2 separate regions of the Homo sapiens genome follow, and region 2 is linked to region 1. Evidence: chromatin contacts called from ENCODE Hi-C or POLR2A ChIA-PET data. All regions are on one chromosome and are shown on one strand. The core of a region is the stretch at or near the end of the contact, and the rest is flanking DNA. Distances in the headings are between cores, read along the strand shown.

Region 1 (6,430 bases), core at 2,066-4,565:
AATCAAGTCAAGATTGATAAAAAACTTTAAGACATGAAGCCATAAAAATTCTAGAAGATAACATCGGAAAAACTCTTCTAGACATTGGCTTAGGCGAAGAATTCATGACCAAGAACCAAAAGCAAATGCAACAAAAACAAAAATAAACAAATGGAACCTAATTAAAATAAAAATCTGCACAGCAAAAGAAATAATCAGCAAAGTAAACAGACAACCCAGAAAGTGGGAGAAAATCTTCCCAAACTATGCATCTGACAAAGGACTAACATCCAGAATCTACAAGGAACTCAAATCAGTAAGAAAAAAACAAGTAATCCCATCAAAAAATGGGCTAAGTATGTGAATAGACAATTTGCAAAAGAAGATAATACAAGTGGTCAACAGATATGAAAAAATGCTCAACATCACTAAAGATGGAGGAAATGCAAATCAAAACCACAATGCAATCACCACCTTACTCCTACAAGAATGGTCATAATTAAAAAATGAAAAAATAATAGATGTTGGCATGGATGTGGTGAAAAGGGAATACTTTTACACTGCTGGTGGGTATGTAAACTAGTACAACCACTATGGAAAACAGTATGGAGACTCCTTAAAGAACTAAAAGTGAACTACCATTTGATCCAGCAATCCCACTGCTGGGTTTCTACCCAGAGGAAAATCAGTCAGTATATGAAAAAGACACTTGCATGTGCATGTTTATAGCAACACAATTCACAACTACAAAAATATGGAACCAGCCTAAATGCCTATCAACCAATGAGTGGGTGAAGAAAATACATACGCACACACACACACACACACTCTCTCACACACTCACACTCCATGGAATTCTACTCAGCCATAAAAAGGAATGAAATTATGGCATTCACAGCAACCTAGATGGAGTTGGAAACTATTATTCTAACTGAAGTAACTCAGGAATGGAAAACCAAACATTGTTACGTTCTTACTTATAAGTGGGAACTAAGCTTTGAGGACACAAAGGCATAAGATTGATATAATGGACCGGGTGTGGTGGCCTACACCTATAATCCCAGCACTTTGGGATGCTGAAGCAGGTGGATCACCTGAAGTCAGGAGTTTGAGACCACCCTGGCCAACATGGTGAAACCCTGTCTCTACTAAAAACACAAAAGTCAGCCGGGTGTGGTGGCACACACCTGTAATCCCAGCTATTCAGGAGCCTGAGGCAGGAGAATTGCCTGAACCCAGGAAGCAGAGGTTGCAGTGGGCCAAGATTGCACTACTGCACTCCAGCCTGAATGAAAAGAGCAAAACTCCATCTCCCACACACACAAAAAAGATTGATATAATGGATTCTGGGGACTCTGGTGGAGGGTGGAGGAGGGATGAGGGATAAAAGACTATACATTGGGTACAGTGTACACTGCTTGGGTAATGGCTGCACCAAAATCTCAGTAACCACCACTAAAGAACTTGTTCATGTAACCAAACATCACCCATTTCCCAAAAACTATTGAAAGAATAATAAAAAAAGATTTACATTTATAGTGTGCTTAATATCTTATAAAGTGCATTTACCTCTATTTTATGTAGAGTAACAGATATTTTCCTCATGTTAATGGTGTATATTAGTGCATACTATATACTGTGTCTTTTGGTATAGCAAAATAACATCATTCTGTCTAAAACACCAATAAGGCCCTCATTGAGAAACAACGTAGGATCATGAGCTGTGAACATTCATGGGTAAAACATTAATCTCTCTCTTTAACAACAAGCTGAGCTCTTTTATCTCTCTATTGCCAATATATGGCCTAGTACCTGGAACAGAGTAGGTGATCATCAAATATTTGATAAATAATTTAAAAATAGTTATTAGAGTTTTAGCAATCTGTGGTTTTTTTTCCTAATTTTTTTGATAACTCCAACCTCTGGAACAACTCACTTCCAAATAAATTTGTAGTCACTGACAATAAAATAAGAAACATCTTGATTTGTAATTATTTTCCACTATATCTTTGATTCTTGTGCACAAATTGGACTTAACCTAGAATTATTTCTGCATTAGAATAGAACTTACAAGTTATCTAACTCATCTAATTAGTTTTTATCTAATTCACCTTATCTCTTGGTTTTATTATGTATATACACATTTGTATTTATATTGCTCTTCCTTGGGAACTTTATAATTGTTTTTATATCCATATTAGGTTGAAAAATATGTTATAATGGTCTCATAACTATTTGATTTTATGTTTTAACACTGGTGATAAATTTTCTCTGCACAGCCTTCAAAACATCTTTCTCTGGTTAAATGGAACAGCAATGACATATAGTGGTTGTCTAGTTTATTCTTTAGATTTTATTATAGAAAATATACTATAGGTTGGTCATGTTTTAATTAAACCTCATGCTAACATTTCATGTTGTAATAAAAAACTGGCCGTAGATTATTTTCTTACTCAATAAGTCATTAGAAGACCACATTAGACAAATTTTCACCCAAAGCAATATTATTTATTTAAATATAAAAAATAAAAACATAGTCTAGGTAAATGTTAGTAGCAACTCAATATGTCCTCTAAGAATTGAAAGTAAGAGTTTCTAAATGCAAATAATCCATGCTTTTCTTGCTAAATATGTTTTTGTTTATCCCAAAGTCTAGGAAATAGGAATTTACTTACTAAAAGCCCTGCTGTAATTATGGATGAAGATTGTAGAAGCACGGATGAAATAAGACAGTCAGACTACATTACTGAAAAACACTCAATACAGCATATTTGGGGGAAAAATGGAAAGGAAGTTTCAAATTTTCTTGAAGATGTGAACCAGTCTACTCCTAACCTTCTATCAGAGAATTGTGACTCTTTTGTTAGTCAAAATATGATCAATGTATTAAACATAGATGAGCAAAGGATAAAGAAAACATTTAACAAGTGTGATTATGATAGTATGGGAGATACTTGTGTAGTCACTAGTTCTGATAAAAACCATGTCACTGACAGATGCATTAGAAACATTTTTACAGTTCCAGAGTTGACTTTTAGTAATTCGACTTTGAATAAAACAAGTTATCCAGAAAAATGTCAGCCAAACAAGAAGTATCAGAGAGAGTATAACAAAAATGAAAGAAATGATCTTAGTACATCTTTTGAGAACGATTACTACCCAAGCAGCTCTGAAAGAAAAGGTTGGTATTGTACATGGAAAATGTAATTACATATTCTTTTTTTCTTTCAGTTTTAGTATATATATTTGTATATTCATACACACACATCTATATATTTGTATGTGTGTTTATGTGTTTGGAGGAAAATGAAACCAAAAATAGAATGGCTTCCTATTATATAACATTGTGGACCAGTGGTTTTCCTCTGTACGTGTCATGTGAATATGCTTTGAATTAAAAAATGAAAATAGACTATGCTAAATTTTTAACTCGGTGCATACTTTTATTTTTTAAGAAAAATTTGAAAATGATTACCAAGAGAAGACACCACAGAAAAGTATTCAGAAATATCCAGCAAACTCTATGTAAGTTTTTAGGTAAATCTGGGGAATACAAATCAGGATCTAGTATGATGCATGATGAATGTTGAATTGATGCAAAGTGAGGTAGGCGTATTGCCATTTGAGGGTGGGCAGGCAACCTGGTCTCAAAGGAGCCTTACCAGGAGTCACAGTGTTGATAATATCACCCCAGTTGAGAGTGTGGTGCTCATATTTGCCAGCTCCCAAATACCTTCTTATCTGAATATTAGTGTTGATTAGATTTGAGGAAATTGATTTAATGTGTTCAAGAAACTCATATCCGCCAGAATGTCAATTTATTAACTTAAAGTAATAAATAGAAAGGGAACATGTATAGGAAGTCTTATTGACATGAAAAAGCATATTTTCTTACTTTCAAACAGCTCTCAGTGGGAAGGTTGCTTGCTTGGTTGGTATAGAATCACTATAGGGAGTGATAGAATTCAGATGTTAGTGGCATAAGCAAGCATATCAGCAGTTTATAGGACAGTGTACATTTTAGGGATAGAGCACTCTTCTCATTGCCAACATTTACCTCTCAGAGACTCCATGTTTTCTCTATGTTCAAGATTACAATCTCCTCTACCCATACATTGAAAACAATTATGTTTCACCAGATTTTTCTTTCTCTTCTTGCAGCTGGTGTACAAAATGTTCTGAGTTTAAGGTGATTTTTACACTCATCCATTATGTGTTGATGTTAAATTTATTCCTTAAAAGTTTGAGAACTGCCTTCCAGGCTTTTCTGAATAATGACCTGCAATTATAAGTAACTAAAGAAAACTTTATTTTAGCTAGTAGTTTCTAGCTAAAATAGTCCTAACTTTCTTGGTAATAGTCCTAACTTTCTTGGTAATAATTACAATTTAGCCAAATCTTTCTGGTTGGAAATCATGAACTAGAATAAATTTTTATTCTGGAAGTGATTTCTTGTGGAATTATTAAAAATATTGATTGATAAAAAGATGCAATTTTAGTGGGATTGGCACTACAAATTAATTAAAACATAGACTTACAAAACATTTCATAAAATTGGCAAATTTGTATTTTTGTTGTTATATCTCCCAATATCTAGAAATTTATGAGTGAAAAAATCATGTTAGGCCTTGAGTTTTAAATGTACCTTATGAAAGCAATTTAGAACATGGTTCCCAATCCTGACTGCAGGTCCAGATTACTTGAGGTAGTGATTTTAAACTATAGAATACCAAGATTGACCCGCACATAATAGGTGGGCTCCTTGGCATGGAGCTTATGAATCTTTATTTTTAAGAAAGCTTCCCATATAATTCTGATCTGAAGCCAAGTTTGGGAACTCTAATTTAGAACAATAATTCCCAGAGGGAACACAACAAACTTTGATACTGTGTATTTATAATCCTTAGGGGAAATATACCTTCGGAAGAATTGCACTCTAAGCAGTCATGGGACTTTGGACTTGATGAGGTAAAGCACAGTCTCACATTATCTTCTCAATTAAGTCAGTTTGTATTACCATATCACATTACTGTATTTAACGTTCACTTTGATTTAAGCTTAACATTTATTCATTAATTTTTATTGGATGGACTCTTTTTCTTATACTTTTTTATTCTGAGGAAATTATAGCTTAGATCTAGAAATAAAAACACGTTTTCAGAGACTGTTAACATGTTTTATTTGAGACAAAATCTTGAGGACATTTTAAACACATTTTTTAAGTATTACAAAACTTCTGTATTAGTTGATTCTTGCATTGCTATAAAGAAATACCTAAGACTGGGTAATTTATAAAGAAAAGAGGTTTGGTTGGCTCATGGTTCTGCAGGCTGTACAGGAAGCATGATGCTGGCATCTGATTGGTTTCGGGCAGGCCTCAGGAAACTTCTAATTATGGCAGAAGGCAAAGGGGGAGCAAGGAGTCTCACATGGCAGGAGCAGGAGCAAGAGAGAGTGAGTAGGGAGGTGCCACAGACTTTTAAATGACCAGATCACAGGAGAACAAACTCACTATCATGAGGACAACACCAAGAGGGATGGTGCTAAACCACTCAGGAGAAACCACTGCCCTGCTATGATCCAGTCACCTCCCACCAAGCCCCACCTCCAACACTCAGGATTATAATTTGACATGAGATTTGGCAGGGACATAGATCCAAACCATATCTTTCCACCCCCAGCCCCCCAAATCTCATGTCCTTCCCATATTGCAAAATACAATCATGCATTTCCAGCAGTTCTCCAAAGTCTTAACTCACTCCAGCATTAACTCAAAAGTTCAAAGTTTCACCTGATACAAGGCAAGTCTCTTCCATCTATGAGCCTGTAAAATCAAAAATAAGGTAGTTACTTCCAAGATTCAATGGCGGTACAAGCATTGGGTAAATATTTACATTCCAAAAGGGAGAAATAGGCCAAAAGAAAGGGGCTACAGGCCCCATGCTAGTCTGAAACCCAACAGGGCAGTCACAAATCTTAAAGCTCCAAAATAATCTCCCTTGACTCTATATCTCACATCCAGACACACTGGTGTAAGAGGTGGATTCCAAAAGCCTTGGGCAGCCCTGCCTCTGTGGTTTTGCAAGGTTCAGCCCCTGTGGCTGCTTTCATGAGCTGGGGCTGAGTGCCTGTGGCTTTTCCAGGAGCTAGGTGCAAGCTGTTGGTGTATCTACCATTCTGGGGTCTGAAGGATGGCGGTCTTCTTCTCATGGCTCCACTAGGCAGTGCCCCATTGGAGACTCTCTGTGGGGGCTCCAATTCCACATTGCCTCTCCACTCTGCCCTAGTAGAGGTTATCCATGATAGTTCCACCTGTGTAACAGACTGCTGCCTGAACATCTAGGCTTTTGCATACATCCTTTGAAATCTAGGTGGAGTCTCTCAAGGCTTAACTTTTACACTCTGTGCACCCACAGGCTTAACACCACATGGAAGCCATCAAGGCTTACAG
Region 2 (6,430 bases), core at 3,931-6,430, 350 kb before region 1:
CTTGAATATTTTTCCTTTTTTAATTTTTGTATTTTTGCCTACATACAGAGAGAAGGTGTGCATGAGGGTGTTCAGAAGTCACACATCAGCATGCAGCTCATTCACATGAACACAGAAGACAAAAACAATAGGCTTGCATGCAACAGCTCTGTAAACTAATACAAATAAACCACTGCTATTTCAGAACAACTGTAGTAGACTAGTGAAAAGGGAGAAGAATTAAACATATAAAACTGTTAGGAAGTCAGTAAATAAAACAGCCACAGAAAGTAAACGACTTAAAATGCCAGCGAGCCCCTAACATAGGTGTAGGTTTTTTTAATGTATATTTTATTATAAAAATCATTCAATAAATCTAAAGACAAAATTATGAGCAACATATACATTAAAGAAAAATATATAGGGTTCATCCCCTTTTAATTTTTAATTTTATATAATACAGGTAGGCTATGGCACCATTAGTCAATTGATTCATTTCTCTCCACAAATGTTCTCTTCCTTTCTCATTGTTCAGTAATACTTGGTATTATTACCTAAAATAGAATCATATCTAGGACTCACTCAAAGGGGTTTACTTTCTGAAGTGAAAAAAATGGTGATTTTGAAGGCAATATGTATCTCATTAGAGGGAGGCTCAAGGACTTGCTTCACAGAAAAGATAACTGAGTTCTAAGGTACTGAATTAGTCAGTAACATAGAAAATTATGTTATAAAGAAATGACAAACCTAGCCTCTGTTTTCCATGTGTTTTAACAGCAGGCTAAGATTTGCTAGTATTTTTCTTGCACAGTGTGATGAAATTAAATGTTAAACATCATGCAAGTGCTTCGTAAAAAGCTCTTAACTCCTGCTTATGCCTGTATGCCTTAGTTAGAGATAATGGTGTCTTGACAGAACCAGTCTGGCCAGAGCCCAGAGGATCTCACTCAGATGGTCACCAACTCAGGCCCTCTTCAGGACCAAGTTTGGTCTGAAGCATTATGGTTACCTGGGCAGCAGGACACACAAACAACTCACTGTTGTACTCTCAACTCTGAGAACACAACTCTAGCCCAAGGTTAGCTTCTTTTCTTATCACAATAGCTTTAAAGCCAAAGACAAAACAAAACTCCCAAATACCCTAAAGTTAATCTATATCATTGTAAAGTTTCACAGTCTCACTTCACTGGAAGTTAACCAAACAGTTGGATTTTTAAAAGTCTTCCTTTAAAGTTATTCTTTTAAAAAGTTTTTTATATATATAGCTTCTGTATACTAATTATATATTTAAAAATTTAACATTGCAGCCCCTGAGACCGCCGTCCTTAGAAAGGCCTGCTTGGAAAACTGGACTTTGGCTGACATCTAAAAACAGCTCTCAGAGCGTTCCCAGTCAACTGTTAGCCAATAAAAGTGGCTCACGGTGCACTAGAAACTTCGTGCAAATAATATGGCTTATGCTGAACACTTGCTTTCCTTCTGGAAGTCTAGACTGACAGAAGGTACATATGTCACCCCCCCCAGTAAAACCCTGGGGCACTGAGCATCTACTGGACTTTCCTGGACATAAACATTGCACAAATATTGCTGCGTTTTTTGTTCTGGAGAAAGAAAGCACTCTGTGTGAACTCTTATCGTAGGGAGAGAGATACAAATGCCTGGATACAGATTCCTCCAGAGTCCATCTGTGTCTTTTCCCTTTATGAACATTGATATCATAAATCTTAGTCATGAATACAACCATATGCTAAGCCCTCTGAGTCTTCTAGCAAATCTCTGATGATAGTGGTGACCGTGGGGATCCCAACACAGATATAGAAAAATAAGGATGTTCTTTAAAGGCTACAAAAGTACAACCCTGTGAGCATGGGGCGCTGGCCCTGGCTCATCCTCTACCCTTCAGTTCCCTCATTCCATGTCATGAACTTGCTGCTCTGGAGCATCAACCTGTTTGTAGGCCTCAGGCACACAAAAGTGTGGCTAAATTCCTATGCCTTAGCTTTTGCTGCCCCTCTGCCTGGAGCAACTCTCTGGCCCCAATTCAACCTTGTCTTTTTCCTGACTAACTCTTCTTCACTATGTTTTAGCTTAAATGTCATCTCCTCCAGAAAGCCTTCATTAACTCCTTCATTCTTGTTAGGTAGTCCCACTCTGTGCTCCCATAACTCTACAGATCTCAATCATTGCCTTCACTGCAATATATCATAATCTGTTCATAGTCTCTCCTCCTCAGTAGGGCATCAAGTCCATAAGGACAAAATCAGCATCTCACTCATCTTTGAATCCCAGCATCCAGCCCAATGATTGTGATAAAACTGGAGAACAACTAAATGATTTTTAAAGCAATGTACCTATAACTTTCTAGCTTCTGTGGGTTTAAATTTCATTGTTTTCTCATCTCATGCTTTTTATTTAGCTCCTTTCGTCTAGAGAGAGCCCCAGTCCCTAGGGCAAATTTCTGCCATGAGTCATAGGATACATTAGCTGAATGAGTTCCTACTCTCTGCTTCTGACCCTTCAAGCTATAGAAAATTGAAATTTGTTTGAAAGTTGGAAAACAGAGACACTGCTCATCAAATTAGCAATTTAATATTCTTCTGCACATAAAGACATCAAACAATTTATCTTTCAAGTTAAAAGACAGCATATATTTCTATGAATTGAGCCACTAAGAACAAAGAGAAGGAGGAGGAGAACAAGAAGGAGGAGAAAGATGAAGAAGGGGGAGAAAGATAAAGAAGAAGAGGAGGAGGAGAGAAAGAAGGAGGAACACAATAAATTAAAGTACAATAAAAAAAAGAAGAGGAAGAGGGAAAGAAGAGGAGGACGGACTGGGGAGGAGAAGCAAGAGAGGGAGGGAGAGGAAGAGTGAGAGGGACAGAGGAAGGAGGAGGCAAAGAAACATGCTTGATAACACATGGAATGCAAAAGTGCTAGTTATAATGCCAGGTACTTGAATAGCCTGACCAATATTGTTTCAACCTGTTCAGGTAAAATCCTTTGGATAGTTTTGTTCAGTTTACAATATTTAAAAGTGTGTGCTTAAATTTACAAAAATAAAACAGATAAGTATATATATATATACCAAAGATATATACAGAAGAAAGTTATTTATGAGGTTAAAACCATAGATGTACGTTAATAGATATATTTAAAAATTTTAACGGAACATAAATATTATGTTTTTCTATAAGGAAGAGAAAGAACACAGGGGGTTTATGAAACTGGAGGCACAACTGGAACTCAGATAATAAAAGAGACAACTAACAAAAGCATACTTCTTTAAACATCTAAGGATTTTAAAATCAGGAATGTTTAATAAAAGACTTAGTGTGTTTGTGGGCATGGATACATTTCAAAAAAGATCATGCAAAAACCACTTGACCGCCAATAAAAATCTTTAAAATAAGATGTACCACAATTAGTGTACATGAACAATTAGTAATTCATGCAGCTGTAGGATACACAGAAAGCTAAACATACTTACCTAATGGTACGCTATCTAGATCTGTGTAAATAACAGCAAAAAGGAAACAAAAAGCAATACTCCAATCAAAACAGATCCAATGTTAAAAACTCCCACATAAAACAAGATTATGTACCATTTACATGTAGAATAGATGCCATAGCAAACACTTATAAGTTTATTTTTAAGGCAGTGAGATACGCAGAGTAAAGTAATGAAACTTGGTTACTATTTTAAGTAATTTAGATAACCAATACGAAAACTTGATTGGTCTTCTTTGCCCATAAAAACTAATTGCTCAATAAGGTTAAGTAAGCCATTTTAAGTTGGTAACCATTTCTTGGAATGACAATAATTACCTCGCCAAAATGTACACATGCAAATTAAAGAAAGAATAATTATTAAAAGCATGAGTAAATATAGCATCTATTCAGTCAAGCCATAGGGGAAAGGGATATACTATACCATGTTCAAAAAGCAAAGCTACCATGCAAATTCATTCAACTAAAATTGAGAGCAAATTACCTTGTAAAGCATGGCCTAGTAAAGCATCTAGCTCAGGATTTAATTCTGCCTTCTCTTTCAACATATGGAATAAGAGCTGGTTTTGGGTAGCACTGGTTATTTCTGTTTGTTTGAGTCGACCTTCCAGTACTTTAATTTGAGCCTCTTTCTGGGCAGCCTGAAGACCCTGAAACACAACAAAAAATTATCTTAGGTCATACGAAACAGGATCTACCACACAAAGATCTGTATCAAACAGCAAATGAATATGATATATGGGTTTTGACATCAGATAGACCTCGAGTCATCCCAGCTCCTCCAGTAACTGGCTTAGTGATCATGTACAAGTTCACCTGTCCAAGATGTTATCTTCTGGATTCTCAGTTTCCTCATATGCAAAATGAGATCAATAATAATTACCTCTTAGCACATTGTGAAAATTAAGTGAGATGGCATAAGAACAGAAAGAATCTAACAGTCCCAACATGGAAAAAAAAAAAGTGAGTCAGAAACCATTATCACCTTCAACATTTGGGCACGGTTTTCTTACAGGTGACAAATTAGAGCATTTACATTCAAAATAAGAGAATGATTAAATTATTTTTTCTTTTCTGATTTGCTTTTGATCTGTAAAGAATCAATGTTAAATTAGTTATGATACCAAATTTGTTTGCATGCTGAGAAATTTCTTCTAATTTTTCCTTTGTTAAAGCAAAAGGGGAATTATTTCTTCTTTAAGTTGTTTATCTGCTCTAATAAACAAACATAATGGATAACATGCTAATGAAATTGATCTAAATATTTCTTACTCTTCCTGACTCTAAAGAAAGGTAAAAGAAATACTTTCCAATTATGAATAATCTTCTTCCTTATTACAAAGCAAAGGGTTACTACAGAAAGATAAATAAAACTACAATGAATTAGTCAAAACTTAGATTTTCAGTAACAGTGTGGTTGTATCTTACCTTATTGATGCCCATTGACAGGAAGTGATCTAGCAGGTATCGGGCTTCTGTAAGGGTGCAGGCATTAATGACTGCAGTAACATCCAATGTCTCACCTTCTTCCTGTATAAAATCAGCATAATATGATGACCATTACTTTGAGCTGAAAACAGAAGGCAACAGCCTATTGTTTCACATATTTATTTCCTAGTATTGGGTTAGCTAATGAGATGCTCAGATAAGTGCAATATATGATCATTACCCCAAGAAACATAGGGTTTAGTTGAAAAGACACATTTAAGCAGTTAAGAATTCAAGGTGGGATGTAAAGATGACCCATGTGTTATATAAACAACAAATGTTATCACACAATCAGCAGAGAAATCTGAAAAGCAAGCAGGAAGTGGCATACATGTAAAACCTAAGCATTAGATTAGACCAGGAAATAGAAAATACCTTCATGTAAAAACTGAAAGTGCTTTGAACAATAAACAATACAAAAGTACTTTTCATTAAACCATTACGCTTTTTTAAAAATTACAAACCTTTGCTTCTTCCATCTGCATTATGTTGGCCTGACAATCAGAAATACTGTCATTGATGTAATCGATATTAGCAGTCAGTGACTCCATCTCTTCATTGATATTAGCCACATTTTTATCTCCCTCTCCATTCTCCTTGACTATCTTCTCCCTTCTTTTTGAAAGTTTCTCTCGTCTTTTTGTGAGTTCCTCCCGTTGCTATTGAGAAAGCAGGTTGGATTTTAAGAAATTATGTTCACTTATTTATATACAGTACCATCAAACCCCCCCACCCCCCAAAAAAAACTTGGTAAGTGTTAAATTTACCCAGGGAACAAAATTGGAAGAGTAAAATTAACAGTTAGCTAAGGGGGAGCGTATCTACTCTCTATTTTCCACACCTTGAGGAGTCTATTCATATCTGCCTCCATGTTGGAAATGGTCATCTTCTGCATGATGATGTCTGTGACCCTGCGCTCAAGGAGCTGCCACTTCATGCGAGCTGTCTTGGAAATAAACACTCGGCCAGTCAATCCTTTCCTCTGATATTTTTTCCTATAATCATATAAAACAGACAAGCTCAATTACTTATGCACTTATTTGATTGTGCACTGCCAAATAATGAGCCATTTTTTCATTTAAGTACAACATTCAGTATTAACGGCCAAGAAGATTACATCAGCAGGAACAGAATTATGTAGACCTGTTTCCATTTGTTGCCGGCGTTGGTAAGGCCTGGACTCTCGCCACAGGAATTCTCATTTTCTGCTGGGCTCCTGTCCTTGATGCATCTGTTTCGACAGCAGCTGCACTGGAACCTGTGTCCTGAGCAGGTGCATCAGATGAACTCAGCTTCCGAGTAACTTTCCCAGCCACTTTATCTGACATGGGTCTTACTTGCCGACGAAGAGCCGTAACCTGAAATTGCAGCAAAGGTTGACTCATTCTCTTAGTCTATAGAAATACATCATTTATCTCAAAGTCAGAAGGTTTCTTCCAAATGGTCAGCTTGCTTA

What was found. Hi-C counts contacts between places; a loop is a spot of excess contacts on that map. ChIA-PET counts read pairs that join two places held with the same protein, here RNA polymerase II (POLR2A). Pooled maps may share reads with other maps.
Region 2: a map of pancreas shows a loop between it and region 1 (4-fold over the local background). The contact joins two enhancer-like sites. A Hi-C loop is called at or near these places in 9 of 168 maps with a recorded cell type or tissue (Calu3, GM13976, GM18951 and 5 more), 2 of 37 single-sample maps with no recorded cell type and 3 of 50 pooled maps. POLR2A ChIA-PET finds 5 or more read pairs at or near these places in 1 of 52 experiments (activated T-cell).

The regions. Positions count from the first base shown.
Region 1 is chr12:39,679,981-39,686,410 of GRCh38, forward strand. It overlaps REDIC1 (regulator of DNA class I crossover intermediates 1), which reads left to right. Exons shown (of 13, transcript NM_001031748.4): 8 at 2,631-3,160; 9 at 3,435-3,504; 10 at 4,887-4,947. Among named protein-coding and RNA genes, the nearest start is that of REDIC1, 57 kb to the left of the region's middle. Within about 2 kb of position 3,316, at least 3 of the 41 ENCODE cell types and tissues checked have a DNase peak (open chromatin) inside an H3K27ac peak, as active enhancers do.
Region 2 is chr12:39,326,776-39,333,205 of GRCh38, forward strand. It overlaps KIF21A (kinesin family member 21A), which reads right to left. Exons shown (of 38, transcript NM_001173464.2): 19 at 6,118-6,332; 20 at 5,816-5,969; 21 at 5,439-5,633; 22 at 4,915-5,016; 23 at 3,971-4,136; 24 at 3,467-3,487. It overlaps LOC101927019 (a long non-coding RNA gene), which reads left to right. Exons shown (of 3, transcript XR_007063276.1): 3 at 1,287-1,372. Among named protein-coding and RNA genes, the nearest start is that of KIF21A, 110 kb to the right of the region's middle. Within about 2 kb of position 5,181, at least 2 of the 41 ENCODE cell types and tissues checked have a DNase peak (open chromatin) inside an H3K27ac peak, as active enhancers do.